Linked DNA regions of Mus musculus: regions 2, 3 and 4 are each linked to region 1. The links are chromatin loops, found by intact Hi-C in ENCODE. Cell type or tissue: left cerebral cortex. All regions are shown on one strand. Links, peaks and the distances in the headings refer to the core of each region. The heading gives the core; the rest is flanking DNA.

Region 1 (7,967 bases), core at 1,409-6,408:
CAGCAGCCTGCAGGATTGGCAAGAACTGGGCTCCACGGCCATCTATGGCCACAGCCCGCACCACTCTTCTCTTGCTCCTCATCAATTTAAAATGGAGCTTAAAACCACTGGGGTTTTACTGATCTTTGGCCCAACAAGTAAACTGGTTTTCTCAGGCCACATGCAAGAGAAAAACAAGACCTGTCCAGGAGCATCTTGGCTTGATGTTCTACAAAACATGGCTATCTGTGTTCTGTACTCCTCAGGAGATGGACGGGTGGCCTGTGAACAACAGTCTGGCCCATAACCCCGTGCTGGTGTTCCTTTCTTACCCACGGCTCCAGGCAATGCCAGCCATATTCCCTTGTCTCTCACCTATGTCCTTGATTACTCTTCCTTCCTCCTGGGTACCACTGAGATGCTGCTAGGCAGCATGGAAGCAGAAGCAGAGTGTTCCATAGTGTGTGTGTGTGTTTGTGTGTGTGTGTGTGTGTGTGTGTGTGTGTGTGTGTGTGTAGGTGTGAGTTTTGGTTTCAGTTTTGATTTTGCTTTGCCTTTTCTTTCATGATTTTAATACAGCCAATGAAAGGGGGCCAGTAAAGCCCTCTCTCTTACAATTGAGCAATTGAGTGAAGTGGTTTTAAAGTTCTCTAAAGTGCTGATCGTCAGTGATTGGTGAGAGGCAAAGTCCGTGAGTAGAGTGAGAAGAGACAGCTGGGATTGGGGTGGGAGCACAGAGGAAAAGAGAATGGGCCATGAAGGATAGAAGGAGGAGGACAGAGGGGAGACTACAAAAGGGGAGGACAGAGCAGGGGAGCAGAGGGAACAAGGAGTTGACAGAGGGAGAGGACAAAGAGGGAGGCAGAGAAGGACAGAGAGGTTAGGCTGGGAAAAGACAGATAGGGGAGGACAGAGAGGGAGGACAGAAGGGGAGGACAGAGAAGTTAGACTGGGAGAAGACAGATGGGGAGGACAGAAGGGGGAGGATGGGGGAGCAGGGGAGAGGACAGAAGTAAGGACAAAGAGGGATGCAGAGAGGTTAGGCTGGGAAAAGAGAAATAGGGGATGACAGAGGGGGAGGACAGAGGGAGAGTACAGGGGAGTACATAGGGGGAGAACAGAGGGGGAGGGACAGAGAAAGAGGATAGATGAGGGAAAAAAGACATGTAGAGGAGGCTGTATTGTTTACATCACTATTTTCTCACCCTGCCACCCCCAGATACTCCATTTTCCCAAGGATCAAAAGATCACAATAATCTCTGTGATCTGACAGAGTCATATGAGAATTTGAACTCTACCTGGAGGTAGTAAATGCTAGTTCTTACCAGGGTCTTTGGATTTGCTAATACACAGCTGGAATGTCTGAGTTTATGAGCTGAAGTTCTTTAAAGCTGCCGCATCTGCAGACATGCTGTCTACTGTCAAAGCTGTGTGACACTGGAGAGATGGAGTCGCCTTGGGCTGTCCTCAGTCTCCTTCACAGCCACTACGAGCCTCTGTATCTGCCCATCTCTTTGATGACTAGGTAGACACTTGGAATGTAGGACTTAGCAGACCTCTATCTTTCACCAAGCCTAGAGACAACAAGAAGCCTAGAGAAGAGACTGCCCAGCTGTCACCGGCCTGCCTGGCACCCTCACCATGAGCTTGTAAACCTTGTAACTTCAGGCTTCTTCTGGTTCTGTGATTATATAAAGTTTGTGCAATCTCTCCCACCACAAAGCAAGCCATTTGGAAATCAGGACCCCGTGTTCTTGGTCCATCATCACAATCAATGTGTTTGGTTCAGAATAAACTGTCTCTTACTCCCATTGGAGCAAGAGCTATGCTTTGTCAGGACAGCTTAGGAGGATTTTAAATATTTAAACAAATCCATACTTGCATCAGGCTGTTTTGGTTGTTTCCAATGGTATGTTCCTTTTGCTCATAATATGTATGATATAAATCAACAGGGTGTTTTGGTTTGGTTTGGTTTGGTTTGGTTTGGTTTCCCAAGCCAATCAGCTTTTTAATTATCTGGACACTAGCTACTAACCCATTGCAACCTAGAGATCAATTCCAAAGAGTTAGTGTACATGCCATTGTATAGGGAATGAGCGCCACTTCAGATCTGCCCTGTGGCTTTGTATCCTTCCCACTTGGGATACCACAAGCAGCTCCGTGGAGTGCCCATACCTCTAACTAATCAGATATGAAGGGGGAGATGCTTACAACCACTCTGTGATTTCTCCGAGTTATAGCATAGCTATAAAGTTTGTAATTACAAAGCACTCTATAACAAAGGGCAGTGTAAATGGTGCAATGAAGAGCACCCTACAGTGAATTCCAGACAAGCACCAAGAGCCCAGCTGAGTCATCCACCTATCAAATGGACAACAGTTCAGTAGCCTAGTCAGGCTGACCGTGTCTGAGGTTTCCATGGAGATCTGGTTAAATGCCCAGAGACCAGCCCTGGCCTTTAAGTACAGGTACTGAGGTGAGACACAGTGTCAGATGAAGGCCAAAGGCTGGTGATCTCTGGCCTTGTACCTCTCTCTTACTGTTCTGGGGGTCAGAAGCTGATGGCCTCTGGAGATTTAACTCTTTCTTGCTATTCTGTGGCTAAAAGCTGCTTACTTCTGGTAATTTGACTCAAGCTGATAGCAGCAGGGGGATTAGAAAAAAGGCTTAGTTTCTCTGTAGCTCAAGGGCCCCAGGGCCAGAAGAGAGGCTTGAAGTTCATTAACTCATTGTGAGCCAGAGAGAAAAGAAGAGGAAGAAAGGGAGGATTCAGCACACACATAGACACACACACACACACACACACACACACACATACACACGGGTCAGGCCCAACACCTGTCTCAACAATTCCACAAATGTTCATGCATACTTACATACATACACATATAACTACACAGATATGTATGTAAATACAGACATATACATTTGGTGGATAGGGCTGAGTTCCGAATGCCACACTTTATTTATTTTCAGCCTTCGTATACCTTTTTAGACAAAAGTTCCTTATAAACTTACCTTATAGATGAAATGTTACACAAAAGGGGAGTTACAGAAAGATGTGGATAGTAAGCTCAAAGCAGTGTTTCATTCTATAAGCTCATTATAAGTTCAAAGCAACAGTTTCACATGACCTTGCTTTTTCATAGTGCACACCTGTAGCCTCATCCTTGGACCTGACCTAGAATGAATGATTTTTCCTTGATCACAAATCTGTCCCAAGACTATTATTTCCCCTTTTAGTGTAATTGTGAAAGCTCATTATATTCCTTATTATGCAGCCTTTACTTTCTATTCTGTGAGGAGGGGGCACATTCTAATCTTGATTCTAACTTTTTATTTTTCTGAGACAGGGTTTCTCTGTATAGCCCTGGCTGTCCTGGAACTCACTTTGTAGACCAGACTGGCCTTGACCTCAGAAATCCGCCTGCCTCTGCCTCCCGAATGCTGGGATTTAAAGGCATGTGCCACCAGGCCTGGCTTGATTCTAACTTTTATTAAGTCTCTTTGGCAAAACAACTAAAATCATCTCCTTAAACTCTTTTCTTAAAATTATTTGAATCAAATCAGGAATGTTATAAAGTCATTAGTTAATCTAAAATGCACTAATTCGTGAAAGTTCATCTTCATGTTGATCTGAAGGAAATTTGCCTAATATGGTGGGCTGATGCCCAGGAATCATTAGGCTATGTAATAGTGACAGGAAAGGCACATCAGCAGCAAGAAGCAATCCTGGGACAAAGTCTCTAAGAATCCTGCGTTCTCAGAGCTCACCCATTGTAGCCATGCAAAACAGTGAGCTATCTCCAGAAAATGTACTTGCTTACCATAGCCTTTCTAAGATGTCACCTGACAGGTACGCACAGCCCACTGGATCATGGGAGGATGAGGCTGGAGGTTCCATACCTGCACCATCATAAGCTGTCCAGGTAGCCCCCAGTAGCCAAGTTTTTCAAAGGTTCCTCTGTGCCTGAACCAGGCACAAGCACCAAACACTCCTTCCTAGGTCACAAGTAATCATTAAAACATTTCTCAGAAGCCAACATTGAGTATCAAGCAGAGAAGAGAGGGAGAGTAATAGGCCACAGCTAAGTTTATGGGGGACTGAGGCCTGGGAGAGACCAGCAGGGTGGCCCTCTCCAAGGAGCTCCAGTCTGGGGAGACAAGAACAGCAAAGAGTCAGGATGTTTGTAGCCTAGGCATCTTTCTCTCTCCTCCACTCTCTGGTGTTTAGTAATCAGGGCCAGAAAGGAAGCAGGGAGAACAATCTAGCATTCTGATTACAACTATCAAATCACTACCCAGGTTGTCTCTGTTATTCTTAAAGTCAGTGTGGCCCACTGAGCCCATGATTTTCACGGGAGCACTGCCAGTGTGGGTTGAGATAGGGCCTGAGATCAGGTCAATGGCCTGGCAAGGGTGTATTAACCAACTCTTGCCCACTTGTTACCTGGGACTCAAGGCCAATCACCCTAATCTCCATTTACTGACACTTAAGGGACTTGCATATTTGCTCTCCTGCCACTAGGTGGCGCACACTGCGACCGGGAATTCAAAATAAGATATTAACCATGGTAGTAAACAGTCCCCTGTCTCTGTGCGTTCATTCTGATAATAAAATCAGTAAATCTCCAGTTCATTCCCTATTTCAATCCCAGCTTGCGCCGTGTGCAAGCACACGGCTGAAATGCCTGCCTTTCGGAGGATTCATAATGGCTTTGCTAATCATGCAAGCCCAGTGTCTCCAGCATGTTGGGAGGGGGCTTTTTTGCATGCATGATCGGACTTGAACTCACCGAGCCATGCACGCAGAGTCTTGTCCTAACGGCCCCCTTGCATCCCCTGTAAATGAAAACAGCGCACATGAGCCTCTGAGACAGGGCAGTATTTTAAGGTACTCAACAAGCGACAGGCATGCCCCCAGTTCAGGCTCCTTGGGACCTGACGCTGTGACAGCTGAAAGGCCAAGGCTGTTGGGCTTGAATCACAGGCACAGCTTTGCTGTGATTGGCACACCCTGTGGGAGTCTAGACTGTTCATACTAAAAAGAATCAGACTATCTGGCTCTTTGTGCAAAACCAGCACATCCCAAGTCACCCTCCAGGAAGAGGAGTGTGTGAGGATGTGAGTGAGGACTGGGCTAGTAATTTGGTGGGTTGAGGCTGGCGAGATGAACTGAAAACCCACTTGTCTGAGATTATTTTCATTTGCCTCCTGGTGTTAGAACTCAGGCTGAAAAGAGCTGGTTCCTTTTAATAGTAAAGGATTTTCACCCAGCATGGATGGAGTTCAGTGCCTGTCTTCCGTAGGCAGGTAATGATATACTGCAGAATTCATTGTTTTCTGATGAGAACTCCAAAATACACACATTTCTATTTCGTGAAATCAGCGTTAAGGCCCACCATGCGTTAGCTCAGAGAGGAAGTGTCCATCAGCACACTGATGTTGGGACTACTTCTCAGCTAACAAGTGGGGCTGGGGTGATCCATTGTGTGACAGTAATTAAACAGATCAGGTGAAAGTTATGACTCTTACATTCAAAACCCTGCTATTTGTGTTACTTACACTTAACTGTAGAGCTGGGAAGGAAATTAATTTTGTATAATTTTCGAAGACAATTCTAAGTGTCAGTGGAGATTTTCTGAAACTGTGAATGCCCCCCCCCCCAAAAACCCCTGAAATGAACTTTAGTCCAGTTCCCTGTGTCTGGCACTAAGGTGAGCCTGTTCTGTCTGTCTCCCTGGAACCATATGTCCTGAACCTCCCAGTGCTAGCCTCAGGTGCTTCCGGCAGCATGACCTACTACCTCAGAACACAAGGTGCCTAGTGAGTGCAAATTCTGCAAGGAAGCTCGCAGAGCAGACAGCAAAATCTCCACAGCCTCATTTCATCTGTGCCCCAAGCAGACTTCAGAAAGCAATAAAGACTGAATGTCTAAGGACTTAAAAGAAATACGCTGTTATCATCATCAATTTATGAAACTCCCACAAGGAAGCAGACATGTACAGAACACACAAACTGTACCCGTGGCCTGGAACAAAATGCTGAAACTGGATATTGCTTTTCTCAAGCCTTTTCTCTCCTCTCCCTCTTTAATTCTTTTTCCTCTTTCTCTTTTGCCATGGAGTTAAAGGGTCTTCCTGGCCATAAGCACTGGGAGGGGACTCTGAATGTAACAGTTCATGAGATGCTGAAGTGTGAGCCAGTGCCAAAAACCAGGAAAGGGTATGGGCTGCAGGAGAAAGGAAGAAAGGGGAGTAGGGGCTGATGTGGGGGGTGCACATGTTGGAATGCAGGGCAAGGTTAAAGGGGAAAGACACTATCCTTGTCCTATTCAACCCTGTGGTCAACACATCCTTTTGTCTGTCACCTTATCACCGACCTGTCCTCTGGGAGCCAGTGGCCACAAGGACAATTTCAGGATATACTTCCCTGTTCTGGGTAGGGCAGAGTCCTGAGTCTACAACTTTGCACAGACCTCAGATCTGTCCTTGACGTGTGTCTGGAGTTGAGGACACAAAGGTGACGGCAGGTGCATGTTCTAAGAGGACTGAGCACAGGCTACGGGTACAAACGCATACGCCCTGACCACGGATGACAGTTTCACAGATGGAGATCTCACACGAGTCTGAAGAAGGCAAAGTAGCTTTGCAGAATACAGGGCAGACAGAACATGTTCAGATGCAGTGTGCATCAGAAACTGAGCTGCTGATGGTGCTGACCAGTTGTGATGCATAGTGGAAGGGGGGGCTGGGGAGGCTAGGCAGGGGTGTCCTGCTGTTCACTGTTTCCTATCTTAACCAGCCTTGCCTCTGGATCTCATGTCATTGTGACCTGTGGGACCTTGGGCTGAAGGGGTAAGGGCTTCAGGGCACTAATTCTAAAAGCAGGAAAGCCTCTCGGGAAACTGAAGGTGAGAGTTACAGCAAGGGTGAAAACAGCCAGAAGCCAGGACCTGTCCAGTGTCAGTGACTCGGGAGCCACGGCACTGACTCTTCCACTTTAGACGCAGTTTTCATCTTCTTTCCCTCTCTCTGTCCCTCCCTCCCTCCCCTCTCCCTCTTCCTTATTTCCCCATCATACCCCAGCATGTATGTTAAAGACTTTCTCCTCTGGTTTTCTCATCTATAATCTGAGAAACATGGTTGTCAAAACAATATGACTATGCAGGAACCCAATTTCAGAGACAAAATGCCTGCTGGGAATTCTTGGATGAACAGAGGTTTCATGCTGTGTCCACTCTGGAACATTCTACTGAGGCCATGGGGTTGGACAATACTGGAATCTTCTCGGATCAGATTTGTTAGAGGGATGTTTTTAACATGGCTACTTCCCTGCAGCCTGCACATAAATGGCCAGCACCCATCAGGCACCATATGGTAGAGAGTAGGCAGTCCTGTGCATGGCTCCTCCTCCCTGGCCCCAATTCATGATGGTAGGGAGATGTTTACAGCTCTGAGGACACAAGAACATGTTGTAATGCCATGTGGTCCTTAGAGAAAGGCAAGCGTCTGCATGGTATTCATCAGAGCATCTAATAACTTCAATGTCAGAAAGTGTTTTCTGGTGTCTGACCCGCTATAGTCTAAACTCCCTTTAGAGAACATGAAGTATTCTTGTGATCACAGATCCAAAGACAGCTACTAACTGTTCCTAAAATGCATCCCCTTTAATCAAGCTCTGAAGAAAAGACAGCTTTGTAGCAACTACTCTGGTGGTTCTAAAGAGTCTGAAACCAAGTTTATGTGAATAGGAGTTTGATACTCAGAATCCAGGAAGATAAGTAAGAAGAGAGCAAACCCATATTGGCATCAGAGCTCAGGGACAGTGAGCTGACTGCTTCTGAACTCTCAGCCCTGGGCACAGCAGCAGCAGATCACACATCCTCCCTGCTCTAGTCCCACTGTGCTAGATAGAGGGCTTGGGCTGGCCTGAGCCTCCAGCTGCCCTTATTTCTTTAGGTTGAAAATAGAATCCACAGTAGAACT
Region 2 (7,967 bases), core at 920-5,919, 520 kb before region 1:
ATTAATAATTAATTAATTTTACATCCCAACTGCAGTTTCTCCCCCCTCTTTTTCTCCCATTCCTTCCTCTTTTCACCTTGCCTCCCATCCCCCATTCTACTCTTCCTCCTCCTTTGACTTCATTATTCTTACAACTCCAGACTTCAGAGAGATTTTTCTCTGGACCATTGCTGCCCAGCTCATAGGATCTCTATGTCTCATTTGCATAAAGGCACACAGCCAAAGACACAGCATACCCCCCCTCCTGTAAGTGGGGGCTTGTGGTCGTCTCATCATGCCCTCATTATTCCTTTTATCTTGTGAGGAAACTGGAATAAAAGGCCTTAAGCAAGGTTAATAATCTAGTGAGTAGTGAAGAATGAATTTGTGCACAGGTTCATATTAGATTTATTTTCTTCCCACAACACCAAGCTGGCAGCATTGGAAATAAAGTCGATATGTTGGCATGAATATTTGGCAGAGAACATCAGGAAAGGCATTATGGACAGGGTGGGCCAGATGTTTGATTTAAAGCTGAAGAGAAGTGCTTTGTGATATGGGGAGAAAGATAAACACATTTGTCTCTGTAAAAATAGTAAGTTCAGACGCCAGCATGCTTGGGGGGGGGGGGGTCTTGCAAGTTTTATAAGATGTATTGAAGAACAGCTTTTGGGAACTATCATGAAAGTCCCCCAAGCACAAAAATATTTACCCAGAATGTCTGGTTCATAACCAACCCTTTAACAAGGTTTGTGAATGAACATGAGATCTTGCTGCCCATGTTCATAGAGGCATACATGCTTCTACAACTTGCACACATGAGTGTGGGGTCTCCAGATCTGGGGTCTAGCACCAACACAGTGCTATCATCTTGGCTGGCTCTGAACACATCTTCTCAACGTGCTGTGTGAAGACTGACAGGGGAAGGAGCTCCCTGGTTCCTCTGAGTGTCGAAGATCAAGAGGAGGGAGACCAGCATAAGATGAAAATCTTCTGGCTTTTCATTTCCCTCAAGAACAGACTGGGGAACAGTGTGTTCCCCCACAGTGGAGGTTACCAGACTTCCTAAATTCTGAGTAGAAAAGGGGGTATCTTTGTGAACTGAAACAGACTGCAATTCATTCATGAGGAAAGAACTCAACATATTGCCTGATAGGGATCTGGGGTAGGAATGAGCCCAGAAATGCTTCTCTGTTGTCTTCCTTGGGTAAAGAGCAGGCTGAGGCATAGGCATGAGCTTGAGAAGATGCAGCACATGTGACCTGTTCGGCTCATCCCTCAGTGCAGCACCAGGAGCAGTCTAGTCCCCTCTTTCTCTGACCCCCTCCCAATTCTTAGAGGCAGTACCACAGAGCTTACATCCTGCTTGATTTCCTATCTAGGACTCATCTGGCACCAGAGGCAGCCTATATTGGAGGAAGGGAAATCTCTTTCCAACCTCCATGTATAAAAGCTCTGAATATGATTTCAGAGAACTCAGTAGAGAGGATGTCTGTGTAGAAAGACTCCTATTCCTGTCTGTCTTCAATCAAAGAAACCAATTTTTACAGCCCCCCTAAATATGGATATAGCTTTTTCCTTTATAAATACATATTTTTTATTTATCAAGCAAATATCTGAAAAAAAAACATCCCCAATTGCTATTGCAGCCTACAAGTCCAGGCCTCCAATGGCAATATCTCCCTTTCTAAACTCAATCCCACAGGATTGCAACTCAGCCTAAGATTACCCTGGGATGATACAGGTTGCTGAGAGCACTGTCCTCCAGCATCTACCTGAGAGGATGAAATGAAGTAGATGATAGGTAGATTGGAGTATGTTTCATGATTGTGGGGGTAGGGGGGAGGTGGCTCAGTCACTAAACACTTAGACCTTACCCTGACTGTGCAGGCCTATAATCCTAGGGCTGGGTTGGCAAAGACAAGGACATTCCTGATACTTGCTAGGCAACCAGGCTAGCCAAATCAATGAGCTCCAGATTCTGTGAAAAAACCATTCCTCAAAATACAAGGTGAACAGCCCCTGAGCTTTAAAGACACAGGGCGTTGACCTTGGCCTCCACACATATGCATAGACATGTGGATCACACACCCTCCCCATGGACACACACAAACATGCTTAAATGTATGCTCACAAGAGTAGGTCAGAGGATTTCAGACACAGAGCTTTCAACCTCTGTGAGAAACTAGAGTCTCTAATGGTTGCTGAGTAAGTAAATAGTGGATCCCCCCCTCCCCTACTTTCAAACACTCTTTTCATTCAGCTGTCTGATGGCCCTATTGGCTAATTCATTTCCTTCCCCAAAGACTGCTGAATATTTAAAGCAGGAACTTTAGATGTGCCCAGTGACTTCACATCGCCGTTATATCTGGCTTAATTTCTTCTTACAAGTCCTGTTCTGATACCCTCTCCTCTCCTGTATTCCCAGGTGCCTCATCAACCCAGCTGCTGGACTCAGCCCCTCCTCTCCATAGTTGGCTCATGGCAATTCTTTCTGAGACCTTCACACAGACCCTTTGATTTGTCCATTGACAGAGAATTTTGGAGATAAATTTTCAGGTAGAATAAACTTGCTCATAACTCAAAGCTATTTATGTAAATTCAGCTCCAAACACTGGCCTGATTTTCCAGCAAAAACTCAGATGTAGGATGGACTAGATACGTCTCTTTTAAGTCTCTAAATGCCCACATATTTTCCTGAGGTCAGCAAATGGTTGACTTGAAGGGGAGATATTGTGATTTGTGCTCAAGAAACTTAAGTTATGAGTGATCATAGCTTCATCTTTAAAACGGAAATAATGATTACATCAACTTTCATGGGGCTGGTGTGAGAATTAAAATGTGGTACTATTTGTAACTGTTTTTTTACAACACTATAAGCATAAGACATATTGTTCGTGCTGGTTGGAGGCAGATGTCTTGACAGGAAATCTCTGGAGGTCGCTCTCAGTGTAAACATCCCATGATTCTCTGCCTCAGACAGGGAGATGAACTGCTGCAGCTGCTGCCCTTAGCAACGGGCCAGCTGAGCGGCAGGCTGCACTTCACAATGGCGGCCGCTAGATGGCACGTCCCTTGAAAAACTTCTGCTGCCACAGAACATCTGGATTCTTACAGAGGAAGCTTCTCAAAGGGCATGTAGTTAATGTGGAAGAAACCTGGAGTCCCATCTCCACGGCGACAGAAGCCCTATTCAAGGATCAGAAGTACTCTGAAATACACATAAAAACGAGGGACACCACCCTTTCTTGCTTATTGGTACATTGACATTTTCTTCGTTCCGCTGTAGGGCTCAGAGATGCACTGGTACCCCATGAGGCATCTGGAAAAAGGCAACTAACTTGTTTATCTGAATTCCTCAAAAGGAGAGCAGCGTGATGAAAAATGAATGCCACCAATTATTACACAACAATGTAAGTGTCTAATTCCTCAGCCAGTAACCTCTCTTTAGCACTCCAGCAGTGCTTCAGCCGGCCATGTAAGGAGCTACCCTCAGTCTACCCTCAGGGAGATTCCCATATCAACTATGGCATCTTGGGCAGTCACATCCTGTATGCTCATAGGATCTGCATCACAGAGGTACATGGAGTCATCAGATACACAGGATGAGAACTACCTGTGAGGGCTTTTGTTAGGACCTTCCAGTCAGTCCATTTATTTGTTCTATTTCACTTGATCTTCAGTTGCACTTCCTGCACTCTCAAGTGCAGGAACCCTAAGGTGGCATTTTTCGCAGAGAGAACAACTGTGATAAAAGTCCATCTGTGACCTAAGAGAAGCACCGAGAACAGCAAGGAGGGTATGCTGTGCCTAACATATGCATGTGTCTTATATCTAAGAGTCCTGTCATCCTAGAAAGCCTTTGGACCTGATCTGTTAGAATTTCTAGGTGGAAGCCAAGTCTGTTCAACCTATTTCCTTCTCTAACTTAAGGTTCCCTATTTGGTTTTAACTCAGTAAATATAACTGCCACTTTTCTAACATTGATTAGTGGGAGGAAATGATCTAGATAAACTCCTGGAAAACTTGTGTTTAGTATGTCATACTTTTAAGATTTAGCTATGTAAATGTGTATGCTGGATATAGATGTATATGCATATGTATATGACGTATATGTATATGTATATGATGTATATGCATATGATGTATATGTGTATGTGTATGTGTATATGTATATGATGTATATGTATATGCATATGTATATGATGTATATGTATGTTGTATATATGTATGTGATGTATATATATATATGCATATGTTTATGATGTATATGTATATGTGTAGACACATACATACATGTGCTCATGGAGACAGTCACTGCACGTCTGTGGCCAGAATTACAGGCAGTATGAGCTGCCAAATGTGGGTCCTGGGAAATTAACACAGACTCTTTGCAAAAGGAGCAAGAACTCTGAGTCATCTCTCCAGTCCTATCTAGTATTCTATTAAAAATAATGATAATAATGAACAATACCTCTTAATTAGCAAGAGGAAAGTGAAATAAGAATAGATTTTCCATTTTCTTTGTTAAGTTTTTCAGAAACTGAAAATATGTGGGGTGGCAATATGAACAGCACTGGACAAAGATTTGTTTAATGAGCTTGGTTCTAACCATAAGCTTTGTATTAAAGAGGTCTTGGAAAGAGTTACTATCATTTTCATCCAAGTCAGAAATAAGAAATAGAAACTAAGAAAATAGATGTAACTTACCATATTCTCTGAACAGCAGTGAACAGTGCCTGTTTCTAAAACTTTCCTAAAGCCAGACTCTCTGGAAACATTGTGTAATTTCTTTTGGGAACTCACAAGTGGGACTATATACGTTTTGTGACCTTTTATAAATTATTACTTTTCTTAAAAACAACAACAAAAAAGGCAGGTAAAAAAGTCTCCTCAAGTCCTGTCTCAAACCAAGAGTTGAGAAGACCAAAGCTTCTTGTGCAACTATCGAGAAGTTCCCTATAAGGACTTGACCTCTAAGACTGGACGCTAGGTGGGAAAGAGATTATTACAGCCTCAGGGGGTTCCTGTGCTAGGGTTATGTCTGCATTAGTGTTTTATCTATGACTGACAGAGGAGAGAGAAATATGGAGACACACATAAGGAAAGTTACTTAGAGAAGAGTAAGGTTGGAAGTGGCTATAAATGGAGTCTAGAGTGGGATCATTTTCCCTCTACTAGGCTTGTGTTTGCTTTACAGACTTTCAGGGAACACAAATTTGGGTTATCTACTCTTCTCAGTGATGGGGACCCTGCTCACGATCTAGAGCTAGGTGTGAATGACCACCATTGCTGTCAAGCAAACTTGTACCTGTCCCTTTGTTCTTTCTCACCAAGATGGACGAGAGTCCTCTGAGGGACTTAAGAGAATTTCCCAGGTGTCAAAATGCAAAATCTGAGTTGAGTTCACCTCTTTTAACTATTTCAAATATATGAAAATAATTCCCATAATTCACATGCATTCTATTTTTATTTTTCCCTTTTTATTCTAGCCCTTTGTAGAATTAACCCTATAAAACCCAAAAATGCACAAATGGGTTTAAAAATTCTAAGATCCTCTGATTAGCTTGTACATACGGGAATAATTGTTGTTCATGGCTGGATTTCTTCAGAAAGCTGAAAGCTTGGTTTGAACAGAGACCTAATAGGAGCTGGATTTGAATGTGTCTGTTTTACAAATGAGAAGGCAAGGTTTCTGATCGTGTAAGTAATGGCCCCAGTGTAGGATCTCATGTTACCTCATCCAGAAGAGAAACCCCACAAATTTGCCTGGGTTGATGAAGGTGCAAAGAGAAGGAAGAGATTTCTGGGGAAGGAGGCAGCAGCGACTCTGTATATTCAATTTTAGGTAGCCACAGCTTTACCTAGAGATTTTTACAGTAGGTGGCTTGGATTCACCTGTTTCACTGCCCAGGGGATTTCTCTTTTATCCAGAACTGCAAAATCCCATGAGAGTCTGTAGACATACACTGTCTTTATAGCCACTTGAAGAAAATATTTTCACAACCTCCAGGGTGAAGGTTGTTTTCACTTCTCTCAACTTATAACATTTGACACTAATCTTAAAAGCTCACTCAATATATAGTCACCCTCCTACATCTGACCAACAGTGACACCATATCTTCTCTCAGATCAAATCCCACTCTTCAGCGCTGGCAAAGGGATGAGAAGATGCTAGCAGATACTGTTGAGTGACTTTCTGCCATGTGTCTGTCACTATGCTTTACATTAACATGCTCTTTTTAATTCACCCCCAAACTTGGGGCTCTGTGAGAATTAGGAGTGGTGCTGGATAATTGTGTATGGTTTCCTTCTCCTCACCACTGTAAGATCACCACTGTTTGGCTAGCTTGAGTGAAGCAAGCACAGGACTGACAAAACATCCCACTTCTTGATTCAGATTGGACAAGAAGCAGGAAGTCTGTCTTAGCTAGGTTACCTAGGTATGTGTATACCTCAATAATCCCAGTTGAGGCAGGATCACAAGTTTGAGATCAATGTGAGCTACATAGTGAATTTTTTCTCAACCTAACTCTCCCAAAACACAAACAAAACAAAAACACTCAACCTAAACACTTACAAATATAGCATCTCTCTTTAAGCCTCTGAGATTTGGGTGTCATTTGTTACTGTGGCCAAAGCTAGCCTAGACCCAGTGCACCATGGTCATCTACCCATACATCTTGGCTATCTACCCATGTGCCTTGGGCCTTACAATTGACTTCTCTGCCCTCAATCACTAATTCTTCTTGAACTGCATATCCACATGCTTACTGAACTTTTGAAGGACAGCATGGTGGTTTGAATGAGAGTGACCCCCATAGGCTCATGTGTTTGAATACTTGGTCTCCAGCTAGTAGAACTATTTGGGAACAATTAAGGGTGTGGCTTGATGGAGTAGGTGTGACCTTACTGGAGTAGGTGTGTCAGCTTTGAGGTTTCAAAAGCTCATGCCAGGCTTAGTTTCTTTCACTTCACCCTTTCTCTCCCTGCAACTTTTGGAACAGATGTGAGCTCTCAGCTACTTCTCTAGCCTCTATCCATGTTTCCTACCATGATCATGGACTTACCTTCTGAAATTGTACATAACCCCCCCAATTAAATGTCTTCCTTTATAAGTTACCGTGGGTCATGGTCTTTCCTCACGGCAATAGAACAGTAAATAAGACAGAAGACAGTCTTGACCACTTAACCATGTATCCTGGTTAGGATCAGATCTTACTATCCTGCCACATACCGGGATTGATTTTGGATTCCACCATCCTACCACGTACCCCAGTTGTTTTCTGATTCTACCATCCAACCACAACCCCAGGTGATATTCTGATTTTCCAGGGCATCTATGTGCTCCCCCCAACAATTTCTCAGCATTGATATTTACAGAAAAATAATAAAAATAATACACATTGGTGCCTGTATCGACCCCCAGCTACCACTGACATTTAGGAGTAAATGATGGATTGCCTTTTTTTCGAGGCTGGCTGAACTGACCTACGTGGCCTGTACATAATTTACTTTTGATTAAAGGAGTGCTTCAACATCTAGATTCTGTTTGGGAGTAGGAGGCAGGATCAATAACGTGTATGACACAAGCTTTCAGACAATGGACTGTGAGTGAGAAGTCTCTGTAGTCCATTCACCAGGGGAGATGTGGGAGGGCAGAGGGAGGAAGGCCTGAAGCTTCTAAGTTGGACCTTGGATCTGATGTACCTCAAGAAGCTCTGCTTTCTGCAGATTTGGGGCTGTGGTGTTGGGGAAGACAGAACTGCAGAGGGCTTGAATTGCTCCCCAACACATGTGGAGTGAGAAGCAGCTGAGTGCCAGCAGCCTCCCAGGAAGAGCGGGCTTCAAGAATGGAACTCTCTCTTCCCCCATTTTGCCTTTTGTTGCCCACTCTGCTAGAATAATAACTTATCTTCCAGACCATTTGTCCATTGCTTGGTTCCATTCAAGCTAAGCACTTTTAGAACAAGGAGAATACCATGCTC
Region 3 (7,967 bases), core at 1,935-6,934, 910 kb before region 1:
ATTGATAACAGACAGCCCTGGGGGGAGGGGTAACAATGGGAGAAAGGTAGTGTTGGGGTGCTGTACATATTAGCTGTAAAAACTTCACCCAGCACCTCAAAACCCGCTTCTCTTGCTTTCCTGTAGGCAGTCTTGGATTATTCCAGCTAACAGACTGTAACACAATGCTCCTGTCTCTTTATGATCTGCATGGGGTTAGGAGGGGGGTTGGCTCTGGTTGCCTCTCCATTTGCCATAATGGACAGAAGTATATTGTACCCTAGTCTCTCTGTGCAGAGACAGCTGTATGGCAATGCAGGAAGACAGCTGGGGAGGGGGGACTGGAAACAGGAATTGCCTCCCCGACACCAAATCCTGTATCTTCCAGAGGCAGTCATAGAAAGCAAGGTGGAATAGAAACCATAAGGCTCCACAAACAGTGATGACTCCAGTACCAGAAATATTTCGGGATTGCTTGTGCTGGCAAGCTTAAAGCTCCTGCCAGCTGCTGTCCTGTGTATTTAAGCATGTCACTGGCTTCCCCTCCTGCTCCTGTGTCTCCTTGCCCATGAAATAAAGATTAGCTGAATAATCAGGAGTATTTGTAAGCAGGAGAGGGGGCCTAGTAGAGGCTGTTTTTTGAGGCTTCCCAACCTTATTTAGAGCACATAACTCCTGCAAAACAGATGCTGAACTTAACCATCTACCACATATACAACTTCTCCTGGTCAAGGATGTTGGAGGGCAGTCCTTCATTGACAGTCTAGAGACAGGAGAGATGTTCGGGGCAGCTCTGATAGGGACCGGCAGCCTTGGGATGGCATAGTCTTGAGTGATAGTCATATGTTATTATTGTCTGTTCTTCCTTTAGTCTTAGGCCAAAAGGTCAGCTGTTCTTCACCCCTGCCTGGATCCAGTCTGTGAGGGTCCTTGTCCCTATGCCCTGACAACAATGAAAATGGAACAGCTGAGAGACCCCCTTGCCTTTTTTTCCCTTGGAGGGAAAACTATCCAACTCGTTGGCACCTCAGAGCTTGCTGCTCTTCAGCAGAGTGTCCTCTATAGATGGGTCAAAAGCCATATTCTCTTGTTTTTCAAGACTATTTACCCCCATCCCAGTGCAAATTTTCTGAGGACAGTATGGGGACAGAGATCAGTCAGAGCCCCCTTTATCAACAGATTTTTTGGACAAGATTAACTGTGAAAAAGAGAAGACAGGTTCTTTAGGTAACACTAGCGAGTGGTAGTAGAGGCAAGTTGTGGGATGGGTGGGGGCTTAGCACCAAGAGGAGGTGATGTCAGGTAGAAGACAAACAAAAAAGCAACCTCCTGGGGTACGGGGCAAGATTCCACTCTGTTTCCTTGGTTCCCTGCCCTCTCTCAATTTTCCACCCCTAGGCCACCCAGCAGAGATCACAGGTAATTACTTCCAATGATGCTCTGTGGGGAGAAGAGAAGTTAATGAATTCTTCTATCTTCCTGCCTGGAGGTCAGCGGATGGAGGGCTGCTTGCAACTGTAGGAGTTTTCCAGGGTGATTACACAGAAAGTTGTGCATTTCAATTAGGAACAGCTGAATTCCTCCAGCCAGGGTTAAGCTCCTCTAGGAGCACGGGTTCTTACTGGAAAGCCCCAACATTCATAGTCAGCCCAGAGCGAAGAATGAAGTTTCAAGATCTGGAAAGAGACTGAGTATGACAGGCCTGCTATTGTGTGGAATTGCAGAGAGCTGAACCTGACTCCAGGTCTGTTGAAAGCAGCCATCTCAGTATTGTCTGTGTTCTAGCCCAGATACTCAACTGTACAGACCTGGTCCACTGCAAGGATGGCTGTGTCTCAAAATGTCTAATCCCCCACAGATGGCCTTCAGAGACATCTGGTAGCCTCACTCCCCAAAGCCATCCACCTCTGTCTGTTGTGCATATGAGTGGCTAGAGAGTTAATCTGTCTGTGATCTTGGATCTTCACTGAACATTCTTGCCCTCAACAACTACTCTCCTTTCCAGATGGTAGGGACTGACCTGTTCTCCCAAGTTGCACCCCCTCCCTCCCCCCAGCTTTTTCTCCCTCTTATCTCTACTTGAGCTATTTGAAGAGATAGCCCTTCCTAGGGCAAGGGTCATGTTAAACAGGTGGGCATTTTTGAGGGCCCTAGGAATGACATTTTCAGCTTTTGACATACAGCTCAAGATGAACATTTACGAAGACTACCTATGAGTAAAAGAAACTGGAATTTTCTAAGATCCTATCACTTCGTGAGGTAGGGCAAAAAAGAGTACATGGAGGGAAATGAGCTTTAAGGAGCCTCTTGGACTCTGGACAAACTCCCACTTCAACCAGCACCACTGTTGCTCAAACCAAGGGGGCTGGCCCCAGCTGGGCACTATGCCATGGGGGATGGGGACAGGAACACTTAACTACAGTGCTTCCAAACCGTTCTCACAGATTCCCGGAACGCACGCAAAGGATGCCTTCTCCTTCCCGGTGATTCCCAGTCTACTGAACCACTGGAACAGCCAGCGGCCACCCGGGACTACACTGCCTGGTGAACGCCCCCCAACCGGCCTCCGGCCATAGTCGCTCCAGGCTATCTTGCTAGTGCCACGGAGGCCCTCTCTGGGCTCCAACCCTGGGACGACCTCGTCGCTCAGGCGCTCCCCAGAGCTGCAGACAGCCGGCAGGTGCGCGCTATAAGCGCGCCACGGAGCGCCGGAACCACCAGAGCCGCTGGAGTCTATGGCCCGGAAGCCTGGACAGGAGACTGCAGCTGCGAAAGTGGCGGATCACGCGCGTATACTCGCCGCCACAACCAAGCCGGGGCCGGGGCCGGGACCCCAAGGGGACCTGAGGAGGCTGCGCCGGAGGAACCGCCGCGGGAGCGCGCTCGGGGAAAGGGCGGAGGGCGCTGCTTACCCAGCTCGGCAGTGTCTGTCTGTCCCTGCGTCCCCTCTTCGTCCGCTCAACTGGCGGTTGCCCAGGGCAGCGTGCGCCCAGTCCTGCCTGACGGGAGTCACACTGGCAGCCAGTTCCACATGTAACCCAGGATCATTAAAATCCTCGGCCCGCGCCGGCCGCTTGCCTGTATTCCTGGGGTGGCCCCCGAATGGTTCCTCGCGTCTTCGTCCCAGTCGCTTGTGCGCAGGGACCCGGTTGTGAAGGGGCGTGGGGTCCCGCAGGGTCCCTCCGGGGCGGCTCAAAGCCGGGTGTCTTCAGTTTTCTCCAGCACGACTTTCCGGGCTGCTCTGACATCAGCGATCCCGCGCTTCCTTCCCTTCTGCTCCTGGCTTGCTCGGCCCTATTTCCTCCAGGAACCGCTGCCAGCTCTGTCTGCGACCGGGCCCATAAGCTCCCCGCGGCTCCACGGCTCACGGGTCCACCAGATCTGATCGCTCGTCTTCAGCTGAAGGATCCCAGCAGCTGCTCCAGCCGCCCCCACTCGGCTCTGCGCGGACAGTGCTGCGCGCAGCGCGGCTCAGCTCAGCTCCGGTGGCGGCGCCCTCAGCCGGCCTCCTATATTACCGCTCAGCTCATTATCATAGAGGCCGCGTTAACCCCCTCCCCGCCCACGCGCCCCGCCCGCGCAGACCGAATACCCTAGCTGGTCCACCCAAGAACCCGGCAGAGCTACGGCTCTGCAGGCGTTCTGCTCGCTCAGTTTGGACCACCAGACACTGTCAGTAGTCAAGGGCCCAGAAAGGTTGTACCAGGGTCTAGGGACTCATGTCTTGGGGCCTGGTAAGCCAGCTGGCTAGGCTTCGGGAGGGGATCAGAGTGATGAGAGCACCCCATCCCCTCGCGTGGCGTCACCTGTCACCAAGCAAAGCCTCCCCTCCTTTCTCTTCACCTGTGAGCTAGGGGTGAGTGTGGAGGGACATATATTACTGATGGGCTTGAGATGGGGTGTCGGATTTCGGAACAGCAAATTTCTCTACCCTACAAATTCTAGAAAGCCAACGAGCTGTCAAAAGAGGTTTGAAGTTGTTGATAATTATTTCTACATTTTAAAGAGGAGTCTGGCTTTGCATCTCCGGTTTCCTGTTCCATTGGAAAAGGAGGTAGGGGCTGACTCGGGTGGGTGCTGTGGAAACCATAGTACCAGGAGCGTTTGCATTATCCAGACCCGCGAGCCCGCCTCGTACTGGAGGCAGAGGGTAATGGCTAGAAGATTAAGACAACTTTAATATCCCCAGAAAAGAGGATTTTTCAGTCCTGGTTGCTTCCGCGCTCACGGGTCTTGATTCCTTGGTTCGTAGTCTGTGAATCTGCAACTGCGGCTACGGCTTTCCCGCGAGGGCCTGTGCAAGCTATACCCCTGCAAGGTCTCAGGGTCTTCGAATTCCCCGATGGAGATTGAACACACCGAGTTTACTCAACACATCAAAGTGTCTGACAAATGTCCCCTACTGCCCTCTTGTGGCCATACTCTTCACCGGTATAAAAAGAAAGAGGGATGTGGGATGCTTCTGAAAGCATATAAAAACAGTTGACTGAATTCTCAGTAGGAGAGAGAGAGAGAGAGAGAGAGAGAGAGAGAGAGAGAGAGAGAGAGGAAGAAGAAGAAGAAGAAGAAGAAAGAGGAGGAGGAGGAGAAGAGAAGAGAAGAGAAGAGAAGAGAAGAGAAGAGAAGAGAAGAGAAGAGAAGAGAAGAGAAGAGAAGATCACTTTCATCAACTATATTAGAGACACGGGATTTTGGGATGTAGAGTTGGCTGTTTGGTAGTTTGGTTGGTTTGGTTTTCTTCACTATGTATCTCTGGCTGTCCTGGAACTCCTTACTACAAACCATAGTGGCTAAGACCTCACAAAAATGTGCTTGCCTCTGCCTCCCAAGTGCTAGACTCAAAAATATATGCCACCACACTGGATACCTGGTCCAATTAGCTATTCTTAAAAACAAAACATGGTTACCTCATTTAAAAACTCTTAAATTAATCAATTCATTAATTGCCTAAAATTTGTTTCCGGTAAGTTTCACTAGCTGTTGCCAATTTTGTCCTTTGGAGCCACAAAGAATCTGAATTCTGTGATGCACACCTATCTTGTCCTTTGAATTTATGTAACATTTATTTTTGATAAAATGCCCAGTGATTCTCACATTTATTCTTCCTCTATTATTGTTTATGTCTGCATGTGAGTGTGTCTTCCCTCTTTACACAAATGATCGTTATTCTTTATTTCTGAGTACGCTGGATTGAAGGCACAATTTGTTAAGGAAGATAAAGGGAAGGTGCTATCAGATTCTGTTACACTTTTGCCATGTTTTTAATGAGAGGAACAACAGTCTAGCCAGCTTCCCCTGAGACCATCCTTAGTAGAGCAAGGTAAGTGATAAAGCTCTCTGTTGAATATAGGGCCTTTAATTCTAAATCAAGTGCTGTATGACTATGTGTGTGTTGTGTCTTATCTCTTGCCTCTTCTCAGTGCCTCAATTTAATCTCATTTTTGAGATGATTACAATACAATTTAAATAATTTCAGTTACACATCCCCACCCCTGTGATCTAGAAATAAACCCTTAAATGAAGAATGGGGGGTACATTAAATGAAAGTGACTCCTCCACATATACCCATCCTGTTCTTTTCTCCCCACACTTGCCCTGCCTGTCATGAATAAAGGAAGAGAGAGGGAGAGTGTGGGAGAAAGAACACCTACAGACAGATCACACTGCAGGCTGGGTGACATGATGCCACCCTACTCCCACATTGCCACTGAGCATCATCTGAAAATGGAGCCAGTTAAGGATGTGACTTCAGAAGCCTAATCTATGAGGTACCTGGAAGCAGCACCCTTGTCTTTCCTAGGTGACCCCAACTTTCCCATTTCTAAGATGAGATTCTAACTTGAAATCTCCAGGAACCTGGTAGGTTAAAACCAGATGTGGAGGTATTTGAAGAATTGATAGTATCCTTAAAATGGAAAGCTGTTGATATGAATCTTATTAGTTGTTGTGTGACAAAACTTTTCATAGGTAGATGCAACACACATCTACTCACTCCAGCTAGGGATCTCTTGACAATCCAAAGCACAGACACTACCAAAGTCCAACTTGGTGAACCAATGAGTTTTGTTGGGGTTGCTGACAGAAGTATGAGAGAGAGGTGACCTACAGGCAGAAATTACTCAAAGCAGCTGCATCACCAAGGTCTGCTCCAGCACAGATGCCAGCTGGGAAAGCCTGGAACACAGTGCACAGCCTGCAGCAGCCCAGCAGGTTGGAAGTGTCCTTTCCAATCACTCTGGCCTAAACCTCTTCAGCACTCAGCTGGTTTGACTCTTTGCAGCTCAGTTTCCTCCCATCTGAAGCAGGCTCTCTCGGCTTTTATTGCTTACTCTGGCAGACAGACACCTAGTGGATCTAGTCAGTTTCAGGGACTTCCTGAAGCTATTTTGAGTTATTTACCTTCCTGCATAAGGAGGGTCCTACAGGATGGAATGTTTTTGTTTGGGAGAAGACTGTTACACAACATTAGATAAGCACATAGTTACACTTTAAGAATTAAGATAATTGTGAGCTGGAGAGATGGTTCAGTGGTTAAGAGCACTGACTATTCTTCCAAATGTCCTGAGTTTAATTCCCAGCAACCACATGGTGGCTCACAACCATCTGTAAAGGGATCTGATGCCCTCTTCTGGTGTATATGGAAACAGCTACAGTGTACTCATATAAATAAAATAAATCTCAAAAAAAAAAAAAAGTTAAGATAATCAATAGAACCCATGCATGGCACTGCTCTGGTGGCCAAGAACATGAGACAGGATAGGCCATGATGGGCCTAGATGAAAACCAAACACTATTGTTCTGCTCAAGGAGCATAGTAACAAAATTATTTCTACTGACATTCTGTTATACCAAAGCACGTATTAACTCACAGAGACTGGTAGCATGCATAGGGCCTGCACATGTTCAGTCCAGATGGGGTCCCTGTCCTAAGAAGGGGAAGTAGACAGAAACTTCCACACCCAACAAAGAAGCTATCTCCAATTATCATTCACTTGCAAATTAGAGCTGTTGGTATTCTAATGCTAATTGTGTCCCCCCAAACTGCTTGCATGAGAGGGTCTGCAGTACCTTCTGCAACAAATGCTCCCAATTAATTCTGATTGGTAAATAAAAATGAAAGCAGCCAATAGCTGGTGAGAAGAGAAAGAGGTGGGGTTTTGTGCTTGGGACCTTGAGGAGGAGGAGGAGGAGGAGGAGGAGGAGGAGGAGGAGGAGGAGGAGAAGGAGGGAAGAGAGCAGAGCTGCCTTGTAAAGAGACCAAGAGAATGCAGCCCAGAGGGTTGCTCAATTGGGTCTAGAGCCAAGATAGAACATAGAAATTAGTAAGTAGTAACTCAGAATTATCAGTGGGAGGTAGATTTAGCAACATGGAGGCTAGGCGGTGGCCAGCTATTGTGCTGCTTAAGGCATATTAAAATATAATGACTGTGTTTGTGTTTTTCATTCGGGAACATAAACCATTGAGGCGGGTAGTAATCCCACACCGGGATTTATTAAAAATATTATTACTACTGCAAAGGAAAAATTTGTTTTCTCCAGTGAAGCCTCATTGGGTATATTAACCATATTTAAGGGTAGTTCCCATGTCCAGCAGGAGATGGCCAACACAAAAGGACCTCAATAGTATTTTTGTAAATGTGTCTCATTTTGCTTTGTTTTTGTTCTTTTGTTTTTGTTGTTGTTGTCTTTTAAAGTTTTTTGTTTGTCTTACTGACCTTTTGCTTGTATAACATGGCTTCTGGTTTCTTAATGGGTTTTGTTTGTTGTGTGCCTTATTTTTTTGTTTTGTTTTAATTTTTTTCTTTTTGCCCTTTTTTGTTTTCTAAAGAGAGAGAAAGAAAGGATATGAAGTTGGGTGGGTAGGGAGTTGTAAAGAATTTGGTGGGAGTTGCAGAAGGGGAAACTGTGATCAGAATATAATATATGTAAAATTCAATAAAAAAGAATTAAGATCATCACTGTTGGCTCCTGAGTTTTACAGGTGACAG
Region 4 (7,967 bases), core at 2,003-7,002, 130 kb after region 1:
GAGAGACATTTCAGCAGTCCAGTGTGGGGTATGACATCATCCCCTTGTAGGGAGAAGATTATGTTAGAGAGGGCTCACCCAGTGGTGGAACTGAAAGCTAAAGTGGGAGGTGTCTGCCTGGGACTGTGAGGAGAGACGGGTCTAGATCTATAGACATTACATTGCTTTCCGTGGAATAGAGGAGGGCAAGGGCCCCAGGCTCATAAGGTGGGATTTCACAGACATCTTACGGTTCTGAGAGCTGCCTGTCTAGGAGGAACTGGGAGAAATTCTTCAACTCTGAGAACTTGCTGGAGAAAGGGTGTGTAACCTGGGCCCTGCTCCATTGAGTGTGTTTTGAGGTGTGCTGCAGCTTCTCTGATCTCCCACTTGCTTAGGAAACTGGATACAGCAGCCACCATTCTGAAATATTTGGGGAAAGAGTAAAAATGAAAGCTCTATCTATAATGCTTGGTAAATGCTAAAGTACCCCAAACACGGGAAGATTATTATTGTATATAACATAATCCAGAGACGGAGGATAGAATGACTTACAGTAGCATGGTTGTATCACCACAAGTAGATTATTCAAAGCTTGGGAGTGAAGTCTAGCTGCTTCTAGAGACCATTAGCTTTATGGGTTTCAGAAAGGCCTCAACCTGAAAAAGAGACCTGTCCATCCTTGTTCCCAGAGAAAGATTTCAGTGCCACAGCTCCACTTCCGGTAGTTTGATGGCTAGAGAGCAGGTCACAGCCAGCCTCCTGCTGGGAAGGCCCCAGTCAGGATGAGGAGTGAATCACAATACTGAAGAGGGCTGAGATTGAGAACTAGAAGCGGAAACTGTTCTTTTGTGTCAGACTGTGCTAGCCTTGAGATTCCAGGGGTCCCCTCAAAGGCAAACTCAAGAACGTTAAGCTCCTGTTGCTAATTTCTGTAACAGATTAGTTACTTAAAGACTAATCTTTTTATCAATGTTGCAAAGCTGTGTCCTTTCATCAAGTGAGAGATTGCATCCATTTTTGCCTGCGTGCATGGGTGTGTGTGTGTGTGTGTGTGTGTGTGTGTGAGAGAGAGAGAGAGAGAGAGAGAGAGAGAGAGAGAGAGCATGCAAATAGACTATGTAGCCACAAACCCCTGGGATCTAGCTGATTCTATACCCACAATACTGGAAGAATAAGCAGTTATCACCATGCTTGTCTTCTTCATACGGGTTTGGTGTCTCAAACCCAGAGCCTCATATTTACAAAGCTGAGCCACATCCTCAGCCCTAGCACCAATCTTTAACAAGCTCATTCACTCAGGGTCTCTTTAGGGAAGACTCCATAAACCAGTTTGTTTGCTCTCTGTGACTATAACATGTGCCTGAGGCAGTCAGCAGGGAGGAGGGGGGGCAGAGACAGAGACACAGAGAGAGACAGACAAAGAGAGACAGAGAGAGAGAGACAAAAAAGAGAGAGAAAGGGACAGAGACAGACAGACAGACAGAGAGGAGAAAGAGACAATGGACAGAGAGAAGAGAAAGATTGAGAGAGAGAGATAAAGACAGAGACAGAAAAACAGAGAGAAGAGAGAGAGATAGAAAGAGAGACAGATTTACCCTAGAGGTTGCAGTCAATGATTTGTGCAAGCTCATTGCTTTTGGACCTCTACCAGGAAAGTCACATCACAACTGGGTCATTTGCCAAAGCTAAAAAACCTGGAAGCAAACCAGAGAAAAGGGAGGCATGCCCCCAAATAACATAGTACCCCACTTCTAAAGATTCTACTACCTTTTAATAGCTCCCAGATAGGAACATTCCAGATCCAAAGCACAGCACTCAGCATAGGCCCCACGGAGTACTCTATAGAGTCTTCTTACCGTGCTGTGGAGCCTGCCTCCTAAAGCAGCAGACTGACTAGACCACCATCTTATACTGGCACCTATTAGAGAGATTCCCTAATGTCAGAGCAAAGTGCTTGCCAGGTAGAACACAAATATACTAGCCCCACCCCTCCCTCAAATGAGAAGAAGGCAGGGTGTTGTTCCACATAACAAGTATATCTGCCCAACCTCAGTGACATGGGGGTATGACACTTATTGAAAGCTATAAAAATTCAGAGGATGGCAAGTTCACAAAGATATCTGGGCATGATTAAGGAAGCCCGGAGGAGACCAGTGAGAACTCACTTGGCCTCTTATGCTCCTTGATATTTTGAGTTGAGAGCAAATGGCCTGTGACCATCTTGATGTTTAAATGATTTTTTTCTTTTGTCCCTTGAACACTCCCACACCAGGCTCAGCAGCAGGAAGTTTCAGTGCCTGCAAGAGCATATTGGTCAGTGTAGCCTTGAATTTTGGACTTGAGCATAACTGTCAAAATGCAGCACTTCAGTCCTTCCCATTGTGTAGTCTTTTCTGCTCTTAACAGAAATGCTTCCATGCTGGTTCATTTTCATAGCATTTGTCCAAAGTTGGAGTAATTTCCATCCATAACTTATTAACCACAGCTCACACCTGAAGAATTGAGGTCCAGAAGACCTTACTAAAGACCACACAAGAGTCCTGAGCAGAGACAGGCATTGGACCCCAGGCTTCCCAGACATGCCCAGGCAAGAGATCCATCTGTCATGGTTCAAACTGGGAGGCCAGAATTAATGGCAGTTTGCCAGGTTTCCGTGGGCCTTTGGAAGAGAAGGTTTTACAACAGTACAGTATATCAAGCTAATTAGAGATGTCTGGAAGGGGCATCTCCATCAGAGGCTCCCTTTTGAGGTTCTAGAACATGTAAGGAGTTCTACACAGGCAGATAACCTGAGGTACAGAAATTAGAACTCCATGGGCATGCATGCGTCTCTTGCTCTAAACACAGACCTAGGCATAGTGAGCTGCTTTCAAGGGCCAAGTGTACCCAACACAAGTCTGTAATCCCAGAATTAGCAGGCTGAGGCAGAATGATGAGTTCCGGGCCAGCCTGGGCTACATAGAGTGTTCCAAACTAACTTGTACAACATAGCAATACCTTGTCTAAAAAACAAAGGAACTCTTTAAACACACAGCAAATTGGAATATAGAATTAGCCCTAATGCTGCTTCACTCTTAAATGTAACCAAGATTTAACTCCAACTGCATCCACCTGAGACTTGGTGCTAATGTCCAGGAGTGATGGATACATAGACAAGCAGCATTGCTGAGTATCTCCAAAGTGCTGGACATTTAACAGTCACTGTACTCCATAATATGGGGACACCTTTGCTCTCCCAATGAGGAGGAGGCCCCAGGAAGAACACCAAGAACATTCCACAAGCAGCACAAACCCATCTGACCAAAAGCTCACACTTTGTATAGCTTTATTCTAAGCTGAGAAAAGAGATTAGTCAAGATTTTAATTAGAATTTACCTCTGGCTATGCTTCTTTGCAATAGGGCTAACTGTGTGATGTGTGGAGCCCAGACACAGTGGAAAAGTGTTGTGTGCATTTTTCTGGGGAGATGTGAGCAAACATCTATTCACCCTCTGACAGGGTACTGACGATAGTCCCACTGAAGTCTGACCTAATGAACCAGTGTGTTCACTGAGGTAACTTTCAGGAGCACTTGGGCCAAAAGGCAGCTGTATCCCCCAAAGCCCACCTCAACAGATGTCCAACTTATAAAAGATACACCAATGGAGCCCCAAGTTCAACTTGGAGGTGGTTGCATTTATATAACTTTGAGATGGGACCCATGAATCTTGTTAAGTTTCAGGAGTTTTTTGAAACTTATGTGTTTCATTCATCTCCAGAACTTTAGGGAGGATATGTCAACTTTATATAAAATACAAGACCCCTTGTTCAAAGAACACTAAATGTTTTAAAACAGCAATAGCACAGAGCATTAAAATAAAGATGGAGAATCTTTTTTGTTGTTGCTGTTGTTCTGTTGTTGTTGTTGTTGTTGTTGTTGTTCTGTGACTCTGCTCTGCACTGACTGCATAGCTATGAAATTGATGTTATGCCACAAAATCCAAGGGAATGAAAACAACTGAGAAGCCAAGAGTCTTGAAGTAAGGAACCAGTCTGGAAATACAGACCTAATGGCAAACTCACATCATTTATAAGAACCTTACATCACACCATGAGCCTATTCCTTGTGCTAATACAGACAATAGAAACATGTTTGTGAATACACACACACACACACACACACACACAGCCTGGGGGAACTCAGAGATCAAGGCTGATAAAAATTACATAGCAAGGCTCTGGGGGCAATTGTAATCCTTTTTCTAATCTCAAGAAGATTCGAAATAGCATCCTGGTGACACGGCGAATGAGAGAACATCACCCCTATTGCAGCTGTCACTTGTATCTGCAATCGTGTGACTTACAGAGATTAGCCACGTCCCAGAATTACTGCTCCCATTTTGCATGGTTCTGTGCGTGCCCTTCTTAAGGGGAAATTGCTCAGTTTGAGCTTCGCCTCTTCTGGAAGCTTAGGAAGTTCCGTGCTGCCACCTAGTGTTTAGAATGCAGCTGCAGGCGCTAAGGGCTTGGTGGGCCACCCCTGCTCTGTGAGACTGGCACCATCCTTCCACATTTGCATAGCCCTGCGTGAAGCTTTCCCAGAACCCAGACCAGCTTGTGATGTCTGTGGGAAAGAAGGCTCGTTAGCATTTTCCTAAGAAGCACCACGTGGCAAACTCCTAGACTCTGGGCTCAGTGCCCTTTTGAAGGAAGGCAAAGCAGAATAAGCACGGAAGAAGAAAAAATCAATCAAAGGTTAGAGTCTGTTCCCTTTGGCCATCAGTGAGCCCCAAGTGTTAGTCCCCTAGGAACTTCCATATTCTTAATTTATTTTTGAAAAGTCACAGACAAGTCAGGGCCTTAGAACCAAGATTTCATTTTTAAATAACAAAATGAAACCTCCCAGTCAAGCAGGCTATCTAGAGCCTTGCTCTGAAAAGATTCTTGGTCTCCTACAGCCATTAGTCACAAGGATCTAACACTGATCCCTGTGCCCTTATCCCCTGGGTCCCTCCTGGAGATGAAAAGAGGAAGGTACAGCTAGTGAGTGTTAAGTGCACAGTAAACTCTAGTGCCCCTTGTACCACACACCTAGGCAGAGATACTACCAGAGAACCAAGTCCCTGCTTTTCCCACTGATATGCATGGGGTTGGGGACAGTAGTTCCATCCCTCCTACTAGAGAAAATCAGGATAGAGAAGTAGCTACATATGAGAAAAGAATAGCCAAGTCCATGCTGGGAGAAATCCCAGAGGGTGCTTAGACTGTCCCCTGCTCTCTGGCTTAAGAGGCAAATATGTTTGGTTGCCTTGCTAGTTGGAGACTAGTTCTTCTGTTCTGTACCTTGTAGTCAGGAAATCTGTTGATTTAGGATACAGAAGACACTACCCTGCCAACTGGACTTCCGTTATCCCCCATCTATGGTACTCCCCTTTAGCATTTGATTTTATTTTTTCTCTACTCTGGCCAGGACTCTATTTCTTCTATTGAGCATTTGCGACCATGTTTTACTCCAAGTCCCTGTGATTCCCTTTCAGACAGGGATTCTGGGATGGTGTGGCACAGACTTGGCAGTGCCTTTGTGAACAGCCCAGCTTCTCGCCAAGCTCTTTCTCCTTGCAAAGCTTTCACATTGGTTCCATGCTCCCGTCTGAACTTGCTGAGGCAGTTTACATTTTCTCAGTAGCACAGCATACCAAACAGAAAGGTTGTGGCTAAAGTCAGGGCGAGCGAGCGTGTAAGGCCATACTTGAGTAAGGACCCCACCTCTCTGCCACAGGTCAGCACTGGTATCTCCCAAAGCGATTATGGTTTAACTGGATTCCACAGGCTTGTGTGTCGAATGCTTAAATCCCAACTGCTGATGCTATCTGGGGAGGCTCTGGCAACTTTAGAAAGTAGGGATTCACTGGAGGAAGTAAGTCAATGGAGGTGTGCCTTCTAAACATTGTAGTTGGTCCCTTCCTCAGTCTGATTCCTGCTTGTGATGACATATCCAATCTCCTCTTCCACACACTCCTCTGCCTTGATGTTCAGCCTCACAAAAGGGCCCAGGAGCACACAGACAAATGACCACAGATGAGCTGAAACTTCTGAAACCCTGAGCCAAAAGAAATCTCCTGCCCCACTAGGTTGTTTCTGTGTGGTGTTTGGTCCTAGCAAAAATATAAGCAATGTGGCCACCTTGAGAGATTCCACAGGGACCTGCCAATACAATATATGAGAAAATGCAAACAAAGCCAGCCTATGTTCTCCCCCACAAAGCCTCCCACGACTCCTCACTTGGTAAAACAATTATCTAAGGAGAGTTGAATTCAAAAAACACTGGGACAATAGGACAACCCTTTCTTGCTCAGTCATGCCCTGAGGCCCTAAATATCTTCTCTGTAAACTAGCCAAGGGCATTATCAGAGCATGTGGAACTGGGATCCTGCTGAGACTGAAACAGGTACCCCCAGCACACCAAGGACCCCACTACCACTTCAGAGCAGGGTTTGTGGTAGCTCTACATATTGGTATGTGTCCAAATGCTGACACTGAAGAACTGGGCTTCAGTGAAGAGGGCCAGCTTTCCTTAAGCTCTACATACAGAAGGCAACAAAGATATCAGCCTTGAGTGCCCACAGCTGAGAAAAAGATGTTCCCAGAAGCTTCTAGAATCCTAGTCATGCCTTTGCCCATTCAAAGCATGTAGTAGCTATGGGCTAGCTAGCTGCTGAGTGGCAGGGACAGAGAGGTGAGCCAAGTAAATACAGATTCCTGGCTTTCCAGGGTTAAAAAGAGACTGTTCTAACAGCTAAAAGCATTCTGGGAGCAAAGTTCAAGCAGTTTAATTCTTCTTACAGAGCCTCGATCAGTCTACAAGTGGCCCAGAACATTCTACAACTTAATTGTGGTCTGAGGAGGCTTGTCCCTGAACTAGACCCTTCCCCATCTCTTTTCTGCCTTCTACCCAATAACCCCATTAAGGGCAATAGGCTTTGTTAAAATTATTGCTTGTTTGATTTTTAAGATAGGGCCTCACTGAGTAGTTAGCCAAACTCTGTTTTTCTGCCTCTGCTTTCCAGAGAATGCTTGTAAAAGGAACAGCACCACACCAGGCTCATGGACACTGCTTTTCAGTCTGAAAGTATGCTGATTCAGTTTGTCGGGATTGCTAACAACAACAACAAACAACAAAACTATCAAAAATGTAGTGTCACAGTTCCAAGGCCATGAGTTTCAACAGGCTGAGAATAAGGCAGGCCTGTGTTGCTTCCTGAGACTCCAAGAAAGACCTTCCTAGGCTGCATCTTCTTCCATTAGCAGTGTAGCCTCTTCAAGTCTCTAGGACTCTGCACTTCTTCCATGCAAAGACCAGGATAACCACACTACCTAGAAATCCCTAATTTGACCACATATGTGAAGTCCTTAAGTCATGTGGCCTCAAACATTCTCAGGATGAGGAAGTGGGATACTGACATTTTGGAGAAAGGATAGCAATCTATTCTATATCATTTTTTGTTCCTGCTTATTACAGAAAAATTGGGAAACACTAAAAAAAAAAATTAAATCATACAAGTTCTCGGTTTCCTCTTTAAATAGAAAACCTGCTAAGTATCCTCTGCTGCACTCTCCTGGCTTTGCAATAGAAGCTGCTGTTCCTCCTCACCCACACATACAGTTTGGCACCTTGGCATTTAAAGACTATGCTGTTGATCTACCCTGTTATCCTGTTATAGCTGATGACTCCATAGCCTCTTTCTAACACAACACCAATACTCTACTGATACTTTGTCTCGTCCACATTTGTATATTTGCCTGATATTTCTTAAGACTGGTCTCAGATTTACAGTAATCCTCTTGCTTCGGCTTCCAAGTACTGGGATTACAGGCCTTCACTACCACGCCTAGTTTTCTGATTAGGGTTATGAATCCATCTTGGCTGTTATTTCTTAGTGACATTTACTCAGACAGAAGGATCATCCCACATGGGGTTGATAGCAGGCTTTAATAGCAACAACTTT

The links. Peaks named below come from ENCODE experiments on the same cell type or tissue, not always from the same donor. Only the 100,000 strongest peaks of a DNase experiment are listed, where the experiment ranks them.
Region 2: it touches region 1 in a loop (3-fold over the local background); 15 of 42 quality-filtered maps call a loop at or near these places.
Region 3: it touches region 1 in a loop (4-fold over the local background); 8 of 42 quality-filtered maps call a loop at or near these places.
Region 4: it touches region 1 in a loop (5-fold over the local background); 10 of 42 quality-filtered maps call a loop at or near these places.

The regions. Positions count from the first base shown.
Region 1 is chr1:193,699,811-193,707,777 of GRCm38, reverse strand. It overlaps Gm31870 (a long non-coding RNA gene), which reads right to left. Exons shown (of 4, transcript XR_001779912.1): 3 at 4,776-4,821. Among named protein-coding and RNA genes, the nearest start is that of Gm31870, 48 kb to the right of the region's middle. In left cerebral cortex, for the core only: a CTCF peak has its summit at 4,498 (motif pointing right); DNase peaks (open chromatin) are centred at 4,508 and 4,986; H3K4me3 peaks cover 263 bases.
Region 2 is chr1:194,218,240-194,226,206 of GRCm38, reverse strand. It overlaps 4930503O07Rik (RIKEN cDNA 4930503O07 gene), which reads left to right and starts at 3,448. Exons shown (of 3, transcript NR_040477.1): 1 at 3,448-3,778. In left cerebral cortex, for the core only: a CTCF peak has its summit at 3,035 (motif pointing right); a DNase peak (open chromatin) is centred at 3,023.
Region 3 is chr1:194,615,322-194,623,288 of GRCm38, reverse strand. It overlaps Plxna2 (plexin A2), which reads right to left and starts at 3,460. Exons shown (of 32, transcript NM_008882.2): 1 at 2,892-3,460. In left cerebral cortex, for the core only: CTCF peaks have their summits at 3,465 (motif pointing left), 4,153, 4,369 (motif pointing left) and 6,609 (motif pointing left); DNase peaks (open chromatin) are centred at 3,450, 4,144, 4,373, 5,611 and 2 more places; H3K4me3 peaks cover 2,424 bases; H3K27ac peaks cover 2,424 bases.
Region 4 is chr1:193,572,668-193,580,634 of GRCm38, reverse strand. No RefSeq gene overlaps it. Among named protein-coding and RNA genes, the nearest start is that of Mir205hg, 66 kb to the right of the region's middle. In left cerebral cortex, for the core only: a CTCF peak has its summit at 4,460 (motif pointing left); DNase peaks (open chromatin) are centred at 4,468 and 5,561; H3K27ac peaks cover 1,232 bases.